2 separate regions of the Homo sapiens genome follow, and region 2 is linked to region 1. Evidence: read pairs that join two places in POLR2A ChIA-PET (ENCODE). Cell type or tissue: PC-3. All regions are shown on one strand. Links, peaks and the distances in the headings refer to the core of each region. The heading gives the core; the rest is flanking DNA.

What was found. Peaks named below come from ENCODE experiments on the same cell type or tissue, not always from the same donor. Only the 100,000 strongest peaks of a DNase experiment are listed, where the experiment ranks them.
Region 2: POLR2A ChIA-PET joins it to region 1 with 5 read pairs; 1 of 35 experiments calls an interaction of 5 or more read pairs at or near these places.

Annotation. Positions count from the first base shown.
Region 1 is chr1:233,362,606-233,373,925 of GRCh38, reverse strand. It overlaps MAP3K21 (mitogen-activated protein kinase kinase kinase 21), which reads right to left. Exons shown (of 10, transcript NM_032435.3): 6 at 1,766-1,888. Among named protein-coding and RNA genes, the nearest start is that of MAP3K21, 41 kb to the right of the region's middle. RefSeq lists an enhancer at 1,808-2,308. In PC-3, for the core only: a CTCF peak has its summit at 9,042 (motif pointing left); a DNase peak (open chromatin) is centred at 6,405; H3K27ac peaks cover 265 bases.
Region 2 is chr1:233,982,916-233,994,235 of GRCh38, reverse strand. The region is part of intron 2 of SLC35F3 (solute carrier family 35 member F3); the gene reads right to left. Among named protein-coding and RNA genes, the nearest start is that of SLC35F3, 84 kb to the right of the region's middle. In PC-3, for the core only: no CTCF peak of the experiment used is centred there; a DNase peak (open chromatin) is centred at 4,755; H3K4me3 peaks cover 886 bases; H3K27ac peaks cover 4,321 bases.

The DNA of each region.
Region 1 (11,320 bases), core at 4,172-9,171:
TCCTACTTTCCTTCCCCTCTTGATTTGCTCCTCTGGTTTCTCTTTTGTTTCCACATTGATTGAACTTTTCCTGTACTAAGAGGCCGGAAACGGATGGTGAAATCTACACTCAGATGTGTCTGAATCCAGCTTCACCAGTTAGTAGCTACCAACTTGGGTCAGCTTAATGGTAACTTCTCTGTCCCGCATTTGGGGATCATAAAAGGGTCCACTCAATGAGGCTGTCAGAATTGAATGGGGGTGTGCACACACATGAAGACAAGAGGCATTCTTGGAGCACCCAGGGTCACAATGAAGATGAGCAACATCCAGGCTGGAGAACTTGAGCCAACAGCTGCCACACACAAAGCTGGCCCTGTGTGGACTGTCTCGATTAGAACCTTTCCACCATGTTACTTCTGAGAAGGAGCGCCAAGGATGCGCCTCCCTAAGCTGGCTGCATTTCAACTTTGGAGGGTTGGAATTCATTTGAAGTCCCAAATTATTTACTTTAACTGGTACACATCTTGGGCCCAGCCAGGCCTTCCCAGTACCACTTCCTGGCTTCTGTGAGGTGGTTTTCCCCAGAGCAGAAGGTGAAGACACAGGAAAGAGGGCAGAGGAGTGGCCAGGCAAAAGCAGGGGTGGCACGGTGTCCCATCTGCTCATCCCTTCGTGGAGCTGGGAGACCAGCCTGGGACCCTTTCTCTCTCCGTTAATTAGGCCTTTGCCTAGGCAAAGGCAAGGTTTGAGGTACGGTTTTATGCAAAATGCATTCTCAGAAAACCAAATCAGTTATAATAAATGACAGTCCTTTAAGCTCTAAAACTACAGCCTCATTTAGATCCAGTTTCTCTGTGGGGATCCTGGTGTCCGAGAACTTGCAAAAGAAATCTCTGCTGGTGCCAAGGTTTTCATTATCAAAAGAGGAAAAAAAAATGAGATTCCATGCAAGCCTCATTAGACAAAATTTTCTTTTGGATTTTTTTTTTCTCCAAATAAGGATGAGTAAACAGCAGGGAATTAAGTTTGGTGGAGGAAGGAGAGGATCCAAATGAATGGTTTACCACAGACTTAGGCTAATTACCACATTACTTACAGACATACGCATTAATCACATTCTTCTTTCGCTTAGCCTACTTTTAGGGGTTTATCTGGACTCACCTTTGAAAAAAATTAGTAATTTTATTTCATCCGCTACATTCTGATTCATAGCCTAACTGAAACTCTCACAATGCAAAGGTGCCAGGCGAATCAGCTGTCTGTACTGTCTCCTCCAGGATGAATGCTTGTTCTAAAACCAAAACACTACAAGGAATTTTTAAGTATTAGGTTGGTCAAACCTAAAGTGAATTAAAGTTAAATCCTGAAAAGCAAAAATTTTTTCCCCTCACGAAACAAAGAAAGAAACAGAAGTAATCCTGAATTCCTGATTTCATTTTTCAAAGTACCCTGACACAAATGGCTGATGATAGAATTAGGTTATGCTAACGTTGCGTGCAAGTGTTTAACAGAATGTCTCGAGATGTGGTGTTTCACTTTCTACTCCGGGGCCAGGTCGCATCACCAACTGCATAGCATCTAAAATTCATTTTTTGTGAGTAGAAGAAAATTAGACTAAGGAACCTATGCTCAAGTTTTGTTTCTCAAATAGTTGTGGCACCTACGAAATGTCCTACACTCATCTACAACCTGCTATGAAAACACATCTGCTCAATTTGAATCCAAGTCAAGTGAAAGGAGAGAAGTCAACACAGGAGCCCCCGTGGCAGTGCAGAAAGCTCACACTGTATGGCTCGGAGTCGGGGCATCATTGTGGGGCTGCTCGGGGGACTGGAACTGCTGCTGTTCAGGCTCCGCCGTTTGTCCAAGTTGGGAGAGGCCTGCACGGTTATCTTGTGCTGGAAATCTGTTGGAGGCAAAAAGGGAGAACTGGTATTTCATGGTTTTCCTTTATCTTCATAGCCATGTATTTAGCACACAGCAATAAAAACAAAAATGGTCAGACCCTAACTGCAAAGAATATTGCAGGATCGATTTCTTATTTTGGTTTCTTACTTCTCGGGGTTCAGGTCAATAAATAATGATTCTGAGCTTATATGTTGGATATAGTCACACAAATAATGAATCAGAGCTTATATGTTGGATATAGTCACACACATACACACACACACACACACACACACACACACACACAAAGGAAAATATGAAAGCCACGAATCATTGAAGAATTTATAACCTGGGAAAAAAGAGTTATCTGCATTCAGTCTGAGATAGTTAAAATTAAGTCTGAACACGGTGGCTCATGCCTGAAATCCCAATACTTTGGGAGGCTGAGGTGGGCAGATCACTTGAGGCTAGAAGTTCGAGACCAGCCTGGCCAACATGGCAAAACCCCATCTCTACTAAAAACACAAAAATTAGCCGGCATGGTGGCACACATCTGTAATCCCAGCTACTCGGAAGGCTGAGACAGGAGAATCACTTGAACCTGGGAGGTGGAGGGTACAGTGAGCTGAGATTGTGCCACTGCACTCCAGCCTGGGCAACAGAGTGAGACTCTGTCTCAAATAAATACACAAATAAATAAATAAAATTAAATTGAAATGGCCCTGGATTTAAATGAGTCCTGGTTCTCATAACATAACACGCTATGGACCTCAAACCAGTAAGGAACTGCTCTGAGCCTGTTTCTTCACCTGCTAAAGTGAACAACAATATTTCACATGGTGGTCGTGGTGTTGAATAAAACAGAAAATGTAAATTAAAAGCATTTTGTGCTCTAGGCATTCTACAAATGCTGGCTCTTATTATCTAACTGTAATATGGTAGAGATATACCAAGATCTATAGGTTCATATGGAAGAGAAAGCAATATTACCAGAGGAAAGAGGGGTGTGTCTGGGGAAACTTTATAAACTATCAGGAAAATCATTAACAACTTGGAAGGAGGTAAAAGACATTACTGGATATTCTTTCAGTGCAGAGCTGAGCTTAAGCTTTGATTGATTGCTTTTCTATGGACTGAGTTATTTTTATAACTAGGTAAGAGCAGAGGTTAACTTGTAGATTTTGTCTGGTGATGATGCAAATAACTTCCGTCTGGAGAAAAAGACAATCCCAAATGGTTCATTGCCATATTAGACATCAACCAGGTCTGCGTTTAACCCAGCAATCTAATCCTGCATTCCTCTATTAATTTGCCCATAAATATCTCACTCCTCAAATTCTCATTTGAACTGGTTCTACCTGATTCCTCAACGATTAATGAGTTTAATAAAAATCTTTGACATATGTTCATTTCATATTTGCAAGAGACCTATAACTTACCTTTTTGGAAGTTATACTTTAAAGAACTTTAATGAATGAACTGCTATTTGAGATGAAGAGGATTTGGAAGTTGGTAGGCAAGGACAGCTATCCAATTATTCATACTAGAAATCTGAATACTTTTCTTGATATTGTCTTTTCTGTTACCCTACATATCCACCAAGCACAAAATATCAGGTAAATTCTGTGCTATATATTTTTCTGCAGTAGAGAAATTTATATTCCAGGTTATGGAGTTAGCAAACTTAGATCTGAATCCCATTTCTACCACAGCCATATGAATTTCAAGAAAGTAACTTAAGGTCTTGAAGTCTCAGTATCTTTACTGACAAAAATGGAAAAGAACTAATTATTCCTATTTCACAGGACTGCTATGAAAAATTCAGTGCAAAGAAGTATAAAAAGTACTTACCACAGGGGTTGGGACATAATAAATGCTCAATAAATGTTTTTTTCCTTTTGTTCTCTCCATCTGCACGGCCAATCACCATGTCATCCCTAGCCTGCTACAATGCCTTGTGTCCATCTTCCTGCATCCACATTTGGCCCCCCAAGTCCACTTCACAGCAGCCAGATGCATTTTTAATATGCCTGACTGACATGTCATTCCCCTGCTTAAAATCCTTCAAAGGCCTCTCATGATTCTTAAGTTACAGATTAAAACTGTAACACATTCTGGAAGTCCCTGCAAACCTGAGCCTGAGTTCTTCTTTCTGCTCCAGCCTCATCTTGCCCTATTCTCCTCTCACTCGTCACAGCCTGGAAGAGGGGTCAGCTCACTTCTTCTGCAAAATGCCCCATTTTAGGCTCTGTGAGCCACACAGTCTCTGTAACAACTGCCTGACTCTGCTGATGTGAGAGAAAGCAGCCACAGTCAACACAAAGATGAATGTGTCCCAGTAAAATGATCTTTATGGATATTGAAATTTCATATCAGTTTCATATCATGTCAGGTGCAATGAAGTATTCTTCTTCCTCTTTGATTTTTTTCAAGCATTTAAAAGTGTAAAAACCATTCTGAGCTCATGGCTGTACAAAGCGGGTAGAGGCGGGATTGGGCCCATAGGGCAGTGTGCTGAACCCTGTTCAAACCACACTGAACTTTTTTCAATTCCTGGAAGAAACCAAGTTTCCTCCACATGTGCTCTCAGCCTATTCTCTTTCTTCATCTTCTGTATTTGGTAAATTCCCATATCACGTCTCAATTTAAATGTTACTTCTTTTTTTGGAGATGGAGTCTTGCTCTGTCACCCAGGCTGGAATGCAATGGTGCGATCTCAGTGCACTGCAACCTCCACCTCCCGGGTTCAAGCAATCCTCCTGCCTCACCCTCCTGAGTAGCTGAGATTACAGGCGCACACCACCACACCTGGCTAATTTTTTTTTTTTTTTTTTTTGTATTTTACTAGAGACGGGGTTTCACCGTGTTGCCCAGGCTGGTTTCGAACTCCGTTAGGAAGCCTTCTATGATCACCTTAGACCAGGTTACATCTCTGCACTAGTCACTGTCATGTGACTTTTCCCTCACAGCAGCTAATGATTATAGAAGCAAATAAGTATTGAATTATTAGCTTAAGTTCTGCCCCCTCCCTCAATATAAGGTAAGTGCTCTATGGGCAGTGACCATGACAGTCTCCATGACTTCAGACTGGCACAGTGCCTTGCACATTACAGGTACTTAGAAAACTTTGCTGAATGAGTACTTTCTCTGTGGGAAACATGAGTGCAGAGACTGCATATATGTTTTATAATCACCCCTAGTACTGGGGACACAGCAGATCCTCAGGTGTTTGTTGACGGAGAAAGTTATGCAGGGTTCATCTACAGGATCAGGCTGGTGCTTGAAGTGAGTTGCTGAGGAATACACAGCAGGCTGGAGGAGATTTGGAAGACAAACCAAACGGAAAGGAAAGACCAAATGGGAGGCTCCTCCATCTGCTGAGTCATACTTTTTTTTTTTTAAAGACAAGATTTTACTCTGTTATCCAGGCTGGAGTGCAGTGGTGCAATCTCAGTCCACTGCAGCCTTGACCTCCCCTGGCTCAAGCAATTTTCCTGTCTCAGCCTTCTGAGTAGCTGGTACTACAGGCATGCACCACTATGCCCAGCTAATTTTTGTATATTTTTGTAGAAATGGGGTTTCACCATGTTGCCCAGGCTGGTCTTGAACTCCTGGGCTCAAGCAATCCACCTGCCTTGGCCTCTGAAAGTGCTTGGGATGACAGGCGTGAGTCACTGCACCTAGCCCCAAGTCATTCCTTTTGAAAGACTTGACCAGGGCAGAGCAGTTGAGGTAAAAAATTGACTAGACTAGGTGGTGGTAGTTGGGGGAAAGAGGTGGTCAAAGAAAAAAAATTCTTAACCATAGAAAGGAAACAGTTTAGACTAAAGTCATTTATAAATGTTCAGCTAGCCACCTGATTGTTACAACACGACAGAAACAAATGCTCTGAGAACTTTTACAGCAAGAGGAGCCCTCCTGTCAATAACAGAAGAAAGCCAAGAACCAAGCCACAGGATCTGATTGACAAGTTATTTGGAACAAATGATGGGACAATAAATACTAAGCACAGATCAGGAAACCAACATGGAACACGTGGAAAGCCACGGGTGAGAGCAGCAAAGATACAAGGCTGCATTTTAACAACACCTAAGATTCAGAGTGCTTCCAACCTTCCAAAAACACCTAAATACTTCCACTTGAAAAGCATACTTTATGTTGTAAACAGAAAGAAAACATTCTTTTTTTTTTTTTTTTGAGACGGAGTCTTGCTCCTGTCACCCAGGCTGGAGTGCAGTGGCGAGATCTCAGCTCACTGCAACCTTGCCTCTTGAGTTCAAACAGTTCTCCTGCTTCAGCCTCCTGAGTAGCTGGGATTACAGGTGCCTGCCACCACGCCCATCTAATATTTGTACTTTTAATAGAGATGGGGTTTCTCCATGTTGGCCAGGCTGGTCTCGAATTCCTGACCTCAGGTGATCTGCCTGCCTTGGCCTCTCAAAGTGCTGGGATTACAGGCATGAGCCACCACGCCCAGCCAACATTCTTTATCGTAAACATCCTTGTCCCTTTGAAGTAGGGAAAGGTTGAGTCTGTGCCAGCTAAACATTTGGGAAAACTAAAGCTGAATTGTTAAAATGCCTGTGGCCTGTGCTCAGATTTTCTTTGTACTCACTAGAATAATGGTTCTCAAGATGCCTGGTCATAGCAGCTATAGTTCAATCACAGGCTTGAGTAAAACCTATCCTAGTATTTTTGCTGGCAATATGAATATTTCACTAACAAAGCTAATTGCCTCAGTGGGAGGCTTCCATTTGCAGATGAAAAGGAATGTATTCTCTAAAGAATCCAGGTGAGGTTATATGCTCTCTCCCATCCACCCTTCTACTCACTCGCATACCTGTGAGGTAGATGGTTTTTGCAGGCTTTGGACACTTCTGAAGCAATCAAAGTTAGAATGCCACTGCTTTAGTGACATACCAACTTTTGGAGGCTTTAAAGCTTTTGTCTTGTATTAACGTGTCCAAAAAACACAACTTCAGTTAAAAGTAAACATAAACAGAAGGAGCAATCAATATAGAGTACTCACAAAATAAAAAGATGCACTGTGACCATGCTTTTTTCTCTTGCAAATTCCAAGAAAAATACTACATAATCACAAAGTATTGTTTTAAAATTATTATCCTAGATTATTACTGTCTTACTTTTTAAGCATTAATCTTCCTTATTTGGTAGCCAGCCATGAAGAAATTCCAGGAGGAAAAAAAAATCACTTTTGAGGTTTCTATCACTAAATCACCATAGCTATAAATACCCATAAGATTAAAAACGATCAGCAGTAATTCTCGAGGACAAAGTTACAAGAGAATGTAATGATTCATATTTAATACCAAGTTTTTGAAAGATCTGCAGGCACAAATATTAAAGGTCAGCTTGGAGGACTCTAGAATATGTTTCGGAGAAATTCTCTAAGCTTATTATGCATAGGGAAAAATCCTGCAAAAGGAGTTCAAGAAGTTGGTAACTCCATGAAAGGACAGCATCGCTGTTCCATCTACCACTTATCACGTTTCTCCCTGAACAGTGTGCCATTTAACAGTATTAGAATTTGTTTCTCTTCGTCTTTTTGTTGACCCATAAAAATTATACATATTTATGGGGTACAGAGTGATATTTTGGTACTTGTTTACAATATATAATGATCAAGTCAGAGTAATTAGCATATGTATTACTTTGGGTATTGATCATTTCTTTGTGTTGTGAACATTCAATATCCTCTCTTCTGGCTTTTTGAAAATATACAATAAATTACAGTTAACCATATTCACCCTATAGTATTGCAGAATACCAGAACTCATTCCTCCTACCTAGCTGTACTTTGGTATCCATTAACTAACCTCTCTGCAACCTCCCCTCCCCTCAAGCCCTTCCCACCCCAATAACCACAATTCTACTCTCTATTTCCACGGACTCCAATTTTTTTCGCTCCCACATATATGTGAGAACATGCAGTATTTATTTTCTTGTGCCTGACTTACTTCACTTAACATAATGTCATCCAGGCTCATCCACGTTGCCACAAAAGATAGAATTTTATTCTTTTTTATGGCTGAATAGTGTTCCATCAGGTAAACACACCACATTGTCTTAATTCATTCATCCATTGATGGACACTTAGATTGATTCCTTATCTTTGTCATTGTGAATAGTGTTGCCATAAACATGGGATTGCAGACATCCCTTTGATATACAGATTTTCTTTCCTTTGAGTAAACACCTGGTAGTGGAATTCCTGGATCATACAGCAGTTCTATTTTTAGTTTTTTTTTTGAGAGACCTCCATACTGTTTTCCACAATGGCTGTACTAACTTACACTTCCATTAGCTATAGATAGCCATAAGATTTAAAATGATCAGCAATAATTCTCAAAGACAAAATTACAAGAGAATGTGTGTAAGAGTTCCCTTTTCTCCACATCCTCACCAACATTTACTATTTTTCGTCTCTTTGATAACAGCCATTCTAACTAAGGTGAGCTAGCTCACTGTGATTTTCATTAGCATTTCCCTGAGGATTAGCGATGCTAAGCATTTTTTCATATGCTTGCTGGCCATTTTTATGTCTTCTTTTGAGAAATGTCTATTCAGTTCCTTTGTCCAATTTTAAATCAAATTATTTGTGTTTTTGCCATTGAGTTATTCGAGTTCTGTGTATATTCTGTGCTAGTCCCTTGTCAGATGAATAGTTGACTAATATCTTCTCCCATTCTACAGGTGGTCTCTTCACTCTGTTGATTGTTTCCTTTGCTGTGCAGAAGCTTTTCGGTTCAATATAGTCCCAATTGTCTATTTTTGTTTTTTGTTGCCTGAGCTTTTGAAGTCTTAAGTCATAAAATTTTTGCCTAGGCCCATGTCCTGAATTGTTTCCCCTATTAAACAATACTAACTTAAAGAATTTTCTAGCAGATAATATTGAATGCAACTAACTCCCTGGATTTTAAGTTACACATGCTTGCTTTCTCTTCTATACTAAGCGGAATTCTCCAAGAAAAAAATAATTATTTTTATAGTTATCATTTCCCTTTTTGGATGTCTGTCCCATTCTAGGATATTGTACAAGTAAATATGCGTGCATGTGTGTGAGTTTAGGGTTGGAGCATTCTAATAGAAATTTCCATATTGGTACCAGTATTATTAATATTAAGATGATAATGTAGTGCCATCTTGTGGGCAGAAGAGGTAACTGTCATGCTAAAAATTCCAGAAACCAAATTTCATTCCTTGGTGATGGGTCAGGATTATAGCAGTAGATTTCTTGGTTATGTTTTAACTGGAATCTTTCATTAAGTGCCAAAAAGTAAATAAATGTGTAACTAAAATTTCTCCTCTCTTCTCAGGAAAAGAAAAGCTGTATAATACAATACAGGAATTAAAAAAACAACTCAGGTAAAAATAGTCAAATAATATTCAGTCTGCTTTGAATAAACTCAGGGTATTAGCCAAGGAACATTTGAGAAGAAAAGCAAGACTGAAAATCTGACCTCAGGAATGCTAAGATTTTGATTTAATCATTTTACCACTGAAGAGGAAAGAATCATTGGAACGATTTTCATTTTTTATCCCAAATTTACTTCCCTTTCCATCAGCTTCTTAATCCTTTCCACCTTCCCCAAAGTTTCCCAAGGGAAACAATAAATATTAATTTGGATAACACAATCAAATCACAGCTAGAAGAAAACTGACATAACTGAAAAATGGAGAAGAAAACTCACATCTAGTGCACCTCTGGATTTTTCTTTCCTCTATGTGTGAAGGCAGAAGCCTCATCATAAATAAATAGTCTATTCTCTATGGCTGACTGACACGTAAGACAGACCAGTCAGTGACCCTGCAAGCAACACTCCAGCTAAGGAAAACATCAGAAGAGAGCCTGGAAAAGGACCTTCCCCCAACACCCAACCCCAGAGAGGTTGAAGGTAAAAGTGATAAGGATCCACAGTCTATTCTCACCCCATCAAACCAAATAATCAATAACATATACTGGACTCTCATGATGACCACCTCATACTAGCACTTTTCTTTCTTTTTTTCTCTTTTTTTTTTGAGACAGAGTCTCATTCTGTTGCCCAGGCTGGAGTGCAATGGCACAATTTCGGCTCACTGCAACTTCCAGCTCCCGGGTTCAAGAGATTCCCCCGCCTCAGCCTCCCAAGTAGCTGGGATTACAGGCACCCGCCCCCGTGCCCAGCTAATTTTTTTTTTTTTGTATTTTAGTAGAGACAAGGTTTCATCATGTTGCCCAGTCTGGTCTCAAACTCCAGATCTCAGGCAACCCGTCCACTTCAGCCTCCCAAAGTGCTAGGATTACAGGCGTGAGCCACCATGCCCAGCCTTCTTTCTTTCTTTTTTTTTTTGAGACAGAGTTTCGCTCTTGTCACCCAGGCTGGAGTGCAATGGTGTGATCTCGGGTCACTGCAACCTCCACCTCCCAGGTTCAAGTGATTCTCCCGCCTCAGCCTCCCGAGTAGCTGGGATTACAGGCACCTGCCACCATGCCCGGCTACTTTTTGTATTTTTCATAGAGACGGAGGGGGTTTCACCATGTTGGCCAGGGTAGTCTTGAACTCCTGACCTCAGGTGATCCACCCACCTCAGCTAACCAAAGTGCCGCGATTACAGGCATGAGCCACTGCACCCAGATGTCATACTAGCAATTTTTTGATCAACTGAGGACATCTGCAATAACCTAAATTAGTCACAGGATTCTGCAAGCTTTCCAGTGTTTCATAATACATATTTTATAAGGCAATTTATACACACTCGACATAAAACAAAACTGTCACTGTTGCACTTTAAATCAAATTACCATGCCATTAACAAACATCTTAGGAAAACACTAGAATCCGTCCGAGCACTCTAATATATAATACATATAACACATAGGCAGGTATAGACATAGACATAGAGATATTTCATACAGATTCTATAAAAGTGAAGTCTGCATTGCTCTGTCATCATCCTGCTCTGGTACTAGAAAGAATCACAAAATACCATGGAGGTATTTGTTTTTTCCTTACAACAAGTAGAATATATAATATTAAAGAACTTAATTTAGTGAATCAAGCTATGTCTGCTATATTGATCGATATATTTTGATTATCAGTCAATAATATCTATATGTATTGATTGATTGATATATTTTCTATTCCCTTTAGTTTCTCCTAACACATTACTAAAATGATTTAGTAATCCTTGTATGTTGTTATCACAATGTTTAAAAAAGCTTCCCTAGATTTACTGGGTGATTTTTGTGTCTGAAGGATTTTAAACCTTCATGGGAAAGTACCTCAGGGTACTTGATATATTTTATTGAAAGTGCTGACAACAATATCAGTGTCCCAGATACCAGATGACATCCTAGATCCTTGTGGAAGCAATGAACGTAATGATGAAATATTAACAGTTTCGTTGTTTTGCATCTTCACAATGCCACATGACATTGGCTCAGTAC
Region 2 (11,320 bases), core at 2,020-7,019, 620 kb before region 1:
CCTAGTCCATAGTAAGGGCTCATACGATTTTATCTATCTATCATTAATATAATTGCTACTCTCTTCTCCACTGGCCTGTCTCTGCATGACCTATGCCAATAACACGGCAAGACAAAGCTGCAGAAAGTAACAAATGTTTCAAATCTATCTGTCAGGAACTTGGCCTTTGACTCTAATTCTCAGATTGCACGGTGACAATTAAATACCTTTCCCCCATGGCTATAGAGAAGCACAATTACTTTATATTTTTCACTCTGGTAACCAGGCAACTGACAGTCTTTTCACACAATGAAACTGCTCAAAACACCTCACTCTGATTCATTTGAGCATGCGGCAGGTTGGGCAGCTGAGTCATCTGTACTTCCTGAGAGGTACAATTAGGGACCATGGTTTTGAGAAGAGCCATTAATCGTTCCCCAGGTATTAGCTGAGCTGAGAACAGATACAGAGTCACCAGTGCAGATGAACTCTATGCTGACTCAGGTCCAGGATCCGAGATTTCAGGAGGTCAGGTGTTGTTGAGAATAGTGACTGAACTAGACTTCAAAAGGCCAGCTCTGGGCTCGACTCTGCCCCTAAGATCCGTGTGATCTTAGATGCATCGTTTAATGGCCTGGATCTCTGCTTCCTCAGCTGTAAAATGAGGGTATTAGAGCAGAGAGCCCCTCAATGGGCCCTTAGCACTGAAGGTCTTTGATTACCTAAGAAAGGCTAGTTGTATGAGAAAAATTTATTATATGATGCCCTTCAGATTTAAAAGAGAATTTTGATGAATCTATCATAAAGAAAGCTGTGAGTTTTAGCTAGTGAGCTGGGGCTTCCAAGCAAGTTTCTCACGAGGTTAAGGAAGTTAGATCTTCCCATTCAGCATATCGCTTTCTCTTCCAAGGGTGAGTTCTACTTCCCTGGACCACCAGCCCAGCAAAACTGACCATCTCATGCTCACTGAGAGCTCAGTAAAAATGTTTGGTCCAGTCACGGTGGCTCACATCTGTAATCCCAGTACTTTGGGAGGCTGAGTTGGGTGGATCACTTGAGGTCAGGAGTTCGAGACCAGCCTGGCTAACATGGTGAAACCCCGTCTCTACTAAAAATATAAAATTAGCCGGGCACGGTGGACAGCTAATTGTACCCTCTGGATTTTTTTTTCTTCCATGGAAGTCAGTTTGAAGAGCAACATGAAGAGCAAAGGGAGCATTAGGCAAGGCACGGGCATTTCAAGTACATTCAAATGACAAAGTGTATTTGGGAAGCATCTACAGCACAGAGGGTAAGCATTTGTGGGAGATGATTTTTGGGAGCTGCCACAGGGGCCCAGACAGGCTGCCCTCCCACTTTCCCTTTCAGACAGGCTGCCCTCCCACTTTCCATTTCTGTTTTCTCTCCTTTGCTTCACATCTCACTCCAGATGCCCTCTCTTTTCTAAGATGCTCTTGTAATAATCCCTGTCCCTGCTACATTCCCCATCGAGATGAACTCTTGTAAGAATCATTGTATATTTGGATTGTTAACAATGGTGCTATGGTTTGGATATAGTGTGTTTGTCTCACCAAAACTCATGTTGAAATTTGATCCCCAGTGTGATGGCATTGAGAACTGGGCTTAGTGAAAAGTGTTTGGGTCATAGGACAGACCCCTCATGAATGGTTTGGTGCTATTCTCGAGGTAGTGAGTGAGTTCTCTCTTTTGCAAGACTGCATTAGTTCTCATGGGAACAGATTAGTTCCTAAGAGAGTGGGTTGTTACAGAGCCAGGACACCCCTCAATATTTCCACCCTTGACATGTGTCCACTTCCCCGTCGACCTTCTCTGAGATGATGTGATGCAGCAAGAAAGGCCTTGCCAAAAGTCAGGGCCACGCTCTTGAACTTCCCTGCCTGCAAGATTATGAGCTACATAAACCTCTTTATAAGTTACCCAGCTTGAGGTGTTCTTAATACCAACACAGAAATGGACTAAGACAGATGGGTTCCTTTACCAGATAAAATAGCATTCACTTATTGTATTTATTTAGTGTGATGGGGCAAACAGATCTCAAAATAAATGAACAGAGGGGGTGTCCCTCCTGCCCTTTGCCCACCAATCCCACCCTCTCACATTCTTGTCCAGAGAGCACCACGGCCGTCTGGGATTGGAAGGTTGCTCACCATCGTGTGGGTTGGGTGTCTGCTTCTATTCTCCAACTGACCTTACAAATTCCTGCATTTACTCGCCACAATGTTCCCATTTCTTATCAATGCAATGGAGGCTTGAGCAATTATCCATTAAATATTTCAAGAGAAGTTCTTTTTCTTTGTGTTAGGAAAATTCACAGGCTTATGTTTTCATTTTGTTTTATTCAACTTGATTTTGGGGTATTTCATAAAAATATGTAATATGCAGGTAATAATATAAAATTAAATAAACAGGCAAAATAATGATGATGCTGATGATGATGATGAAAAGTAGCTGGAGGCAAAACTTAGTCCTCTAAATGCATGAAAGGTACCTTTGAAGTTGCAAAATACAGACTATGTTAGTTGTTGAGCTTCCTGGTAGCCAGAACAAAAAAGAGACACTAATTAGCTAAAATACTTGTAGTGGTCATAAGTAAAAAACAAATTAGGGTAAGTTTTCCTTAACACTATAGCACAAGGGGCCCAATGAGCTGGCAAAGTTCATCGCTTTTGGACAGGAGAGAGTAATCCAAGAACAAAGGAGGAATTGAACACTCTCTAAGTCTGAATCAGCAGCCAGGTAATTGTACCCTCTAGTTTTTTTTCTTTTTTCTTTATTTTTCTTTTCTTTTTCTTTTTTTTTCTTCCATGGAAGTTAGTTTGCAGGATCTGATGAGCTAAGTATTCCCAACATGAAGAGCAAAGGGAGCATTAGGCAAGGCACGGGCGTTTCAAGAACATTCAAATCACAAAGTGTATTTGGGAAGCATCTACAGCACAGAGGGTAAGCATTTGTGGGAGATGATTTTTGGAAGCTGCCACAGGGGCCCAGACAGGCTGCCCTCCCACTTTCCCTTTCTGTCTTCACTCCCTTCTGCTCACTACAGCTGTGGCTTTCTGGAGTACTACCTGCAAGATGCTGGGGCTGTGCCAGAGGTCCAGCCTTAGGAAGAAGGGCACAGTTACTGACACCACTGCAGCGATGGAAAGCAGGACTCACTGCACATATTTGCAGTCTCTCTTTAGAAGATTTACCAGGAACATCATTTTAATAAAAGAGGGGCCTTGGAGAGTTCACAATGCTCACTTCTGAAAGGATGTGGAATACAGATGTTCCCTTCTATTACATAAGGGCAGATTTGCAGGCTGCATCACCATCATCACTGTCAACAGAATCTTCATTATCATTTCATACATACCTTTACAACAGATGCCAATTATTTTGCAGTTACTATTTTCTAGGCATTTAATTAAACAGTTTACACATATTGTATATATTTTTTGATGCTTGAGTATTTTTTCAGCTTTACGGATGTGTAATTGACACATTTTAAAATGTGAGTATTCAAGGTATGCAATGTAATGTTTTGATATGTGCACACATTGTAAAATGATTACTGCAATCAAGTCAATTCACATATCCATCACCTCACAGAGTTACCTTTGTGTGTGTGTGTATGGCGAGAATACCTAAGATCTACTCCCTTAGCAAAATCCAAGAATGCAATACATTGCTATTAAGTACAGTCACCATGCTGTACATTAGGTCTCTAGAAGTTACTGATTTTACAACTCAAAGTGAGTACCCTTTGACTAACTTCGTCCCATTTTTTCCACCCCCTGAATATTATTTAAGTAAAGAAACAATGGAAAAAATAGAAAATTGGATGTGAATTTTCCCATGTTCACATTGCTAATAAGTAACAAAGCTGAGCTTAGAATCAAGGTCAGTCTACTCTAAATCCTTGGCTGTAAACTCAGTCTTTGTGTTTTATTAAATTCATACACTCCAAACACTAAAATAAAACTTGAGCATGCACTTCTAGTATATGTGAGTCACTTTTACGTAAATTATGTATTAATGAATAAATACTATTATGTCCATTGTGAAACCGCTAAAACATATATTTTAAAGGATGAAAAACCTAAAGAGGAAATAAAATAATATTTAAATTTTTTCTTTATTACTAGTACAATCTTCTGCTATCACTAATATTATGAATAACACATCATTATTTTTTAAAACCTTGGTTTGCTAGTTTATGATACAGTGATCCAAAGATCTGAATGTAACTTAAGTTTCCTTTGACACAGATACTCACGACTAAAAAATATTCTATACAAAGACATGGGGATCAAAATGCAATATGTATATCTGAGTTTCTTATTAAATAACGATAATCATTTTTTTCAATCTCATCCACCAATTAGTCAAAGATTTTTGTGATAGCCCAGCTAGTAAATTTCAAATTTTCTTGAACTCAGGTGCAAACTAATCAGAAGGTCAGATATTTATATATGTTTCATGAATGGATTCAAAACCTACTAAAGCTCTTCATTTCAGGAATATCTTTAAACTGGTTACAAAATTTGTTTCTAATTTCTGAAAAAGAGTTTAGGTATGAGTTTTAACATGTAGCATTTTTTTCAGTGAAAATATTCATATAATACTAGAAATATTTTAAAACATGTAGTTTCAAAATGTTCTCTATGAATCACCAGTTCCTTTTAAAAATACGTTATTTTCTCACTCATGAAAACATCACCTTTCCCTTTATTGGATAGAATCTGTTTGTTTCTTTGTGTGTAATATTTGCTTAGTACCACATTCTGACAGCCTCTGTTGTAACAGAGAAGGCCACAGCTTATATTGCTTGACTTTTTGCAAAAGAAAAACATAAATGTATAACATCCTTAAGGTCAACATTTCTGAGGATTTTGCTATAATACAAACAGAAAATTTCATTATGAAACAAAAAAGTTTTCATAGAAATTCTCTGTCATTATAAAGCTTAGTAAATATTGCATTATTTTAGTATTGTTGTAATGAAACTAGCCAGATCAAGCTAACTTGGAGCACTATCAAAGGGTGATGTATTTAAACATTCTGAAAGAGAATGCGTGCAGCCCCACTGTCCAGCTTGCTATGTCAGGGAGTTCCCTATACTCCTCTGGTACCAGGAAGTCCTGGGCACTATGTGTAATCTGTGACCATCTTGACAAATGGATCAATCCAGCATCAAACATGAAAAATTAGAATATTAACAGTGTGAATCTAAATTCTTTATATTTTTGGATTAAAATATACATGGAAATTTAATAGTTTTCTAATGTCAGTGGATCATCTGTCCATTCTTGGAGAACTTTGCTTTCCACCACCATGATCTGCTGCCTCTCAATCAACTCTATTGCACTGCTTTGACAATCAAATGGGCAGGAGTAGGGTTGGAATCTTCTTTTGAAACTTAAGGAGAAACATCTGGTAAGGCTTGGCAGAAGTTTTACAATTCTCTGGAAATCTCACTTAAATGATAGTAAAGGATAACGAGGACAAAACTGCACAAGAACAGAGAAAATGGGAGAAAAAGTTATAAGAGACAGAGAAGTCCATATAATTTTAGAAGTAAGCAACAGATGGACAAATGGCAGCTTACTTAGGACACCCAAAGGAAGCTGAAAGCGTGCCTGTGTGGAGGATGGAAAGAGCATGTGGAGGGTGGGAATTAAGACAGAAAGCAAGCATGTTTGAGCCACAGGACCCTCAAAGAGCTCAGACACGAATAGCACCAGGCACTTCTGAAGGCAAAGGCACAGGTGGGGTTGACAATAGGGGAACTGATAGCAAGTCTGTATCAGAAGCAGTTAGATTCTGAATATGTGTAGACAAGCAAGAGCTCTGGGATATCCACATACAATTGGCTCAACTGAAAGTAGGGAATTAAGTTCAAGTTTACATATCCAGTGGTGAGCCTCTGTCCCCATTCATTTCCCTAAAAAGTAGCAACCAGCTTCATACCTTTTAAGCAAGAGCCTGGATGATTGCTTTCTGGAGAAACACAAGAGAAAAGATTTCCAGTTACTAATATTTTGGAGTCTTTTAATGAAACCATCTGATCCCTAGACCGTGACCCTGAAATGAAGCTCACTGCTTGATAAATACCACTCGTGTTCTCAGAGCTCCCACATAGACCTTGTGTATTTCTGGCTTAAAAATGAATGAACAGTAAAAATCACAGACATGAGAGGAAATATTCTAGCATATAAAACTGAGACAAAAGCAAACAGAAACAAAATCAATGAAGAAGGCAGAAGACCACTTAAAATCTATTGCTATAATTATTAACCTTCAAGACTTTGAGGAGTGAGAAGAAACTGAAATAACAATATAAAAGAACTCATTAAAATTAAAATATGGTATCAGGAGGGAAGAAATAAATAGAAGGGTTGAAACATAAATTTGGAGAAATCTCTGTAAAAGGTAGACATTTGGAAAATATGAGATCAAATATAAGAAGATTAAAAGATTAGTCTAGGAAGTCCAACATCTGAGTAACAGGTGGTCCAGAGAGAGAGAAGAGGGAAAATGGGAGGGAATGAATGAGCAAATAAATATTATTCCCAAATCTGAGAAAACGTGAACTTTTGGACTGAGAGATTCCACCAGATAGCCAGCAAAAATCATTTTAAAAGTCACAAGGTCAAGTCATATTATTGTAAGACGTCAAAATACCAGATGCAAAATCAATATACTAAAAGCTTCCAAAGAGAAAAGATAGATCAAAATAAAAAGATGGGGAATCAAAAAAGCTTCAGACTTCTCCTTAGCAACACTGCAATATACCTAGAATAGAATGGAGAAGTACATTCAAAGTCCAGAAAGGAAATAAATTGATACTTAGAATTCCATACTCAGTAAATCTCAATCAAGAAAAGGGCAGTAGACAGGCATTTTCAAACATACAAGGTCACAAATTTGTGGCAATCTTGCATCATTTCTTTTTCTTTCTTTTTGAGATGGAGTCTCACTCTGTCTCCCAGGCTGGAGTGCAGTGGTGCGATCTTGGCTCATTGCAACCTCTGTCTCCCAGCTCAAGTGATTCTTGTGCCTCAGCCTCTGGAGTAGCTGAGATTACAGGCATGTGCCACCACGCCTGGCTAATTTTTTTTGTATTTTTGGTAGAGATGGGGTTTTATCATGTTGGCCAGGCTGGTCTCAAACTCCTGACCTCAGGTGATCCGCCTGCCTCAGCCTCTCAAAGTGCTGGGATTAAAAGCATGAGTGCTCCCAGCCTCTTGCATCATTTCTGAAGCTGCTAATGAAGGTTTTGGCTCAATAAAATCAGAAAGAACACACATACAAAAAGAAAAAATGAGGTGAGGAAACAGAGGATCCAATACAGAAAAGAACTGAAGGAAATTTCCAGGAGGATGATGAAGGAAGATCCCAGAAAGCCTGGGACGTAATCAATCCATGTTGCAGCAGAACAGAAGACTCCAAAAGGAATGTCTGCAAAGAAATAAAAAAGTGAAAGAAATAGATGATCTAGATGGTTGAACCCATCAAGGGGAGATTTTCATCTGTTGAAGGGTATGGGCTAAGTTAGGAAGATACAAATACAAAAATAAGCAAATGTTAAAATCATTCAATTAAGAACTGCAAGGGAAAAAGTTAAAGAGAAGAAATATACTCACAGTATACAAAATGCCTCAAACAGATACACATAAACATATGTATATTTTATTAGCTTGGCTATAATAGTATATAATATATAACAACATATAATACATACATATACATATATGCTATAGCCAAGCTCATAAACTGTCTAGATGTTGATGCACAAATCATGAGAGATAAATCTTTATTTTCTACATTTGGAAGCTAAACCACCATGTTAAAAATTGGAAGAATATTCAGAACAAACATTTATGAAAGCAGAAAAAAGAAGAAGAGAGTTGAATGTGGCAGCCTCACATAAGTGGGAACTTGGGGTGGAGAGAAGTTGGGTAAAACCTAAAATCCTCAAAGAATTATTTGAAAATTTTAAAAGAAAGATACATGTATTATTTTATAAAAATAAAAATTAAAAGAAATGCAAAAACAGACTAATAAGGGCAGAATGTAAGAGTAATAGCTAACATTACTGCATATATATTGTGTTTGAAGCACTCTACATGATTTAACTCATTTTCTCTTCCCAGCAATTGTATGAGCTAAGTGCTATTGTTATAATACACATTTTTAAGATCAGGGTACTAAGGTCCAAAGACCTTAAGTAAGTTGCTCAAGGGTGCACAGCTAGGAAGCAGTAAAAGCAGAATTTTAACCCACACAGCCTGGGCCCAGAGCCTTCAATCTTCAACTCTCTGTTATACTACAAAGGAAGACACTTAAAAGCTACAACAAGAACGTTTGTTTGATTAAAAGTTCATCAACCTCTGCAGGAAGTTTCTCCAGGCAGGACCAGGAACTTTCCCAAAGTCTGCACCCACATAAAGACTGGTGGACAGCTATGGTTCCAGTATTCTCTGTCTTATACTTTTGTGGATGATTTTAGCTTAGAGAATTATCCAACATGGTCATTTAAAACGTTCCAATAAAGCACCCCCAGAATGTCTAAAGAAAGGCAGATTGCTGAAAGGCTGTGCTGAAAATGTACTCTCACTAACTTACATCACGTACCAATGATTGTAATTAGAATTAGATGGAGAAAGAACTGTGTGGGTCTCAAGCGGCTCCAAGAATCAAAGTGGAATTTTTTTCTTAATGGTCACAAGACTACTGCACACTTACATGACATGTTAAGAAATTAAAGATTTAAATCAGTCTTCCATATCTCTAAATTTGGAAACAGTTGATAGATTCTTCAGCTATAGATTCAATAAAAATAAGATCAGATAAAAGCAGAAATGACTGCACAATTTATGCAATATTTAATCCATCCTACAAAAAGACTCTGCATGGAGCACAAACAGAAGCTACATGACAAGTTTTGCTCTGTTCAATTTTTCTCTTTAAACTCTACTGTGTGCTGTTTGGTAAACGCTATTATTTCAGAAGGGAGAATCTCATCTGGAATCAGAAGATATGACGACATATGCCACTGAGGGGTCTCACTGATTTTCTAGGAAAGAAACTTTGATGAATTCACAGTGAATTCTTTCTGTCCTTTAAGGGCCGTTGAGCAGACCTCACCACCAGAACATCAGCATCATTACCAGCCTTTTATATGACATTTTACACCTTGGAGATGGAGCAGGGACCCCTCTTAGGGGCACCCCCCCAACCCCTGCATGAAAATAAAGGAAAATCTTGATTTCCTTTACAGGAAATTCCAGGCACCTAGCTAGTCCTGAGAAATAAATAAGCAACTTGATGAACAAGAAGATGATAGCAGCTTAAAACAATAACCAAGGAAGCTAGAATCATGGGATGTTTGGTTTTCTTATAGAAATTAAAGATAACATCTTAACATATGTCCCTGGGTTGCTCTTCAGAATCCTAGACCCCCACCAAAGACATCCACTGGCCTGTAGACCTCAGCTAAGGGGAAACTGAGGACGCAACTCTGACTGCCATTCTTTGTTCTAAATTTCTTCCTGAGGGTCCTGGAGGGAGTCACACTCACGAGCCAGAGACAACATTCTTTTCTACTGACCCCAAATTTGTAAACAAAGCTTCTCTTCCTTAAGTGATTGCAAATCAGAAAATCTTTGAGTCTACCTCTGACCTGTAAGCCCTCACTTCAAGTCATTCCGCTCTTTCAGGCCAGAGCCAATGTGTAACCTCCACGTATTGATTTGCAATTTTGCCCGTGGCTTCTGCTTTCCTAAAACTTACCCATCCCGTTAAAAACTCTTACTTGCAAGCCATCAGGGAGGTCAGGATTGAGCATCAGCTGCCTGGTCCTCCTTGCTTGGCGCTTTGCAAAGAAACACCTTCCTTTCTACTGCTGCAAACCTCGGTGTGCATATCTGGTCCTACTCCGTGGAGTAGTGGACCCCAGTTCAGTTCTATAACACTTTCAAAATACTTGTTGCTTTTCTTGGGTTTTAGCCCAAATCTTACAGAGGCAGCAGTGCAGGAATATTCATATTGTGGTGAGCTTAGGTGAACAAAAGAGAAGAGCCGAGTAGCTTTTTGAATCCCAACATTAGGGAAGAAAATACCTTCCTGGGACCAAGCACCTATGCGCTTCATCTTGATCTAATTTCTCCTGATGAAAGCATAGAGGAGAAACATATCCTGAACAAGGCCAGAGAGGAGGGAAAACGCAGGATGTGGTTGGGGCAACAGTGACTAGCAAATCAAATGCGTTGGGTATGATAATCCTAGTTCCTGAGCTTTCCGGCATAGTCTTGATTAGAACGTTGTATCTTGGTGTCATACCATGTGGTCTTAGTTCAGTTCAGGAAGCACTGATTCCAAATCCAAAGGAAACTCACAAATGCTCAGATATGCCGCCTCATGGGGCTCTTTTATTTGCTTCTAAAATTTTGACTGAGAGAAATGGTCCCTATTTATTGCTTTTACAGTGAGAACACCAGTGGGAGATTTCACTTTAATTTGAAGTTATGTATATTGGACACTGATCATCTTAAATTCTGTTGATGAAGTGGTTTCCAAAGGAGCTAGCTGGTAATGATGGCTAGCAAGGGAAGAAGGAAATCTGCAACCTTAAACTTCGCATGCAAATTAAGAAACTGACAATAGAGGAAACACTTGGAGTAATTCTATCTGTAAAAGGTAGGATAAAAGTTAAACAGAAATCATCAAAGATATTTTTCACGTTTTATACTCTTGCCTTTTGCTATGCTTCTGTGGGGGTACTGCACAAATAGAAATCGATTGTAGATGTTTTATGAAATTACTCAATTTTTCAAAATTAAATTTGTAGGGAGGATATTATTTATGAATCCAATTCTGTTGTAAATGAAGTTACCACCTTCCTCCTATAATAAGGTACTTGTTCCCGAGCTCGATGAAGGATTGTGTAATAAAGGAAACAAATAGTCCTTCTTTTGGCTTAATTAATTTTTTTTTAATCTTAATGTAACAAGTTTCATGATGGCAAAAAATTTGAAATGTATTTTCTGATTGTTGAGAGATAGAGAGGGAGGGCGGCAGAGGGAGGACTTGATCTCAAAGATGAATACAAAGTTCTGTGGTTTCTTTATTGTTCTTGGTGCACTTTCTTATCAGGGATGAAAAATGAGCTTCTAGTAAGAGCAGGGGGATGACGTGCAGCCACGTGGAGAGCTACAGGAACTGCGCTCCTACCTGCCCCTGGCACACACCTGGCACGCGCCTGCTCCTGGTCATATCCTGCTCTTTCAGATCTTGGTTCAGCTCCAGGGTTCCCAACTCCCCTGGTTAGGCAAGG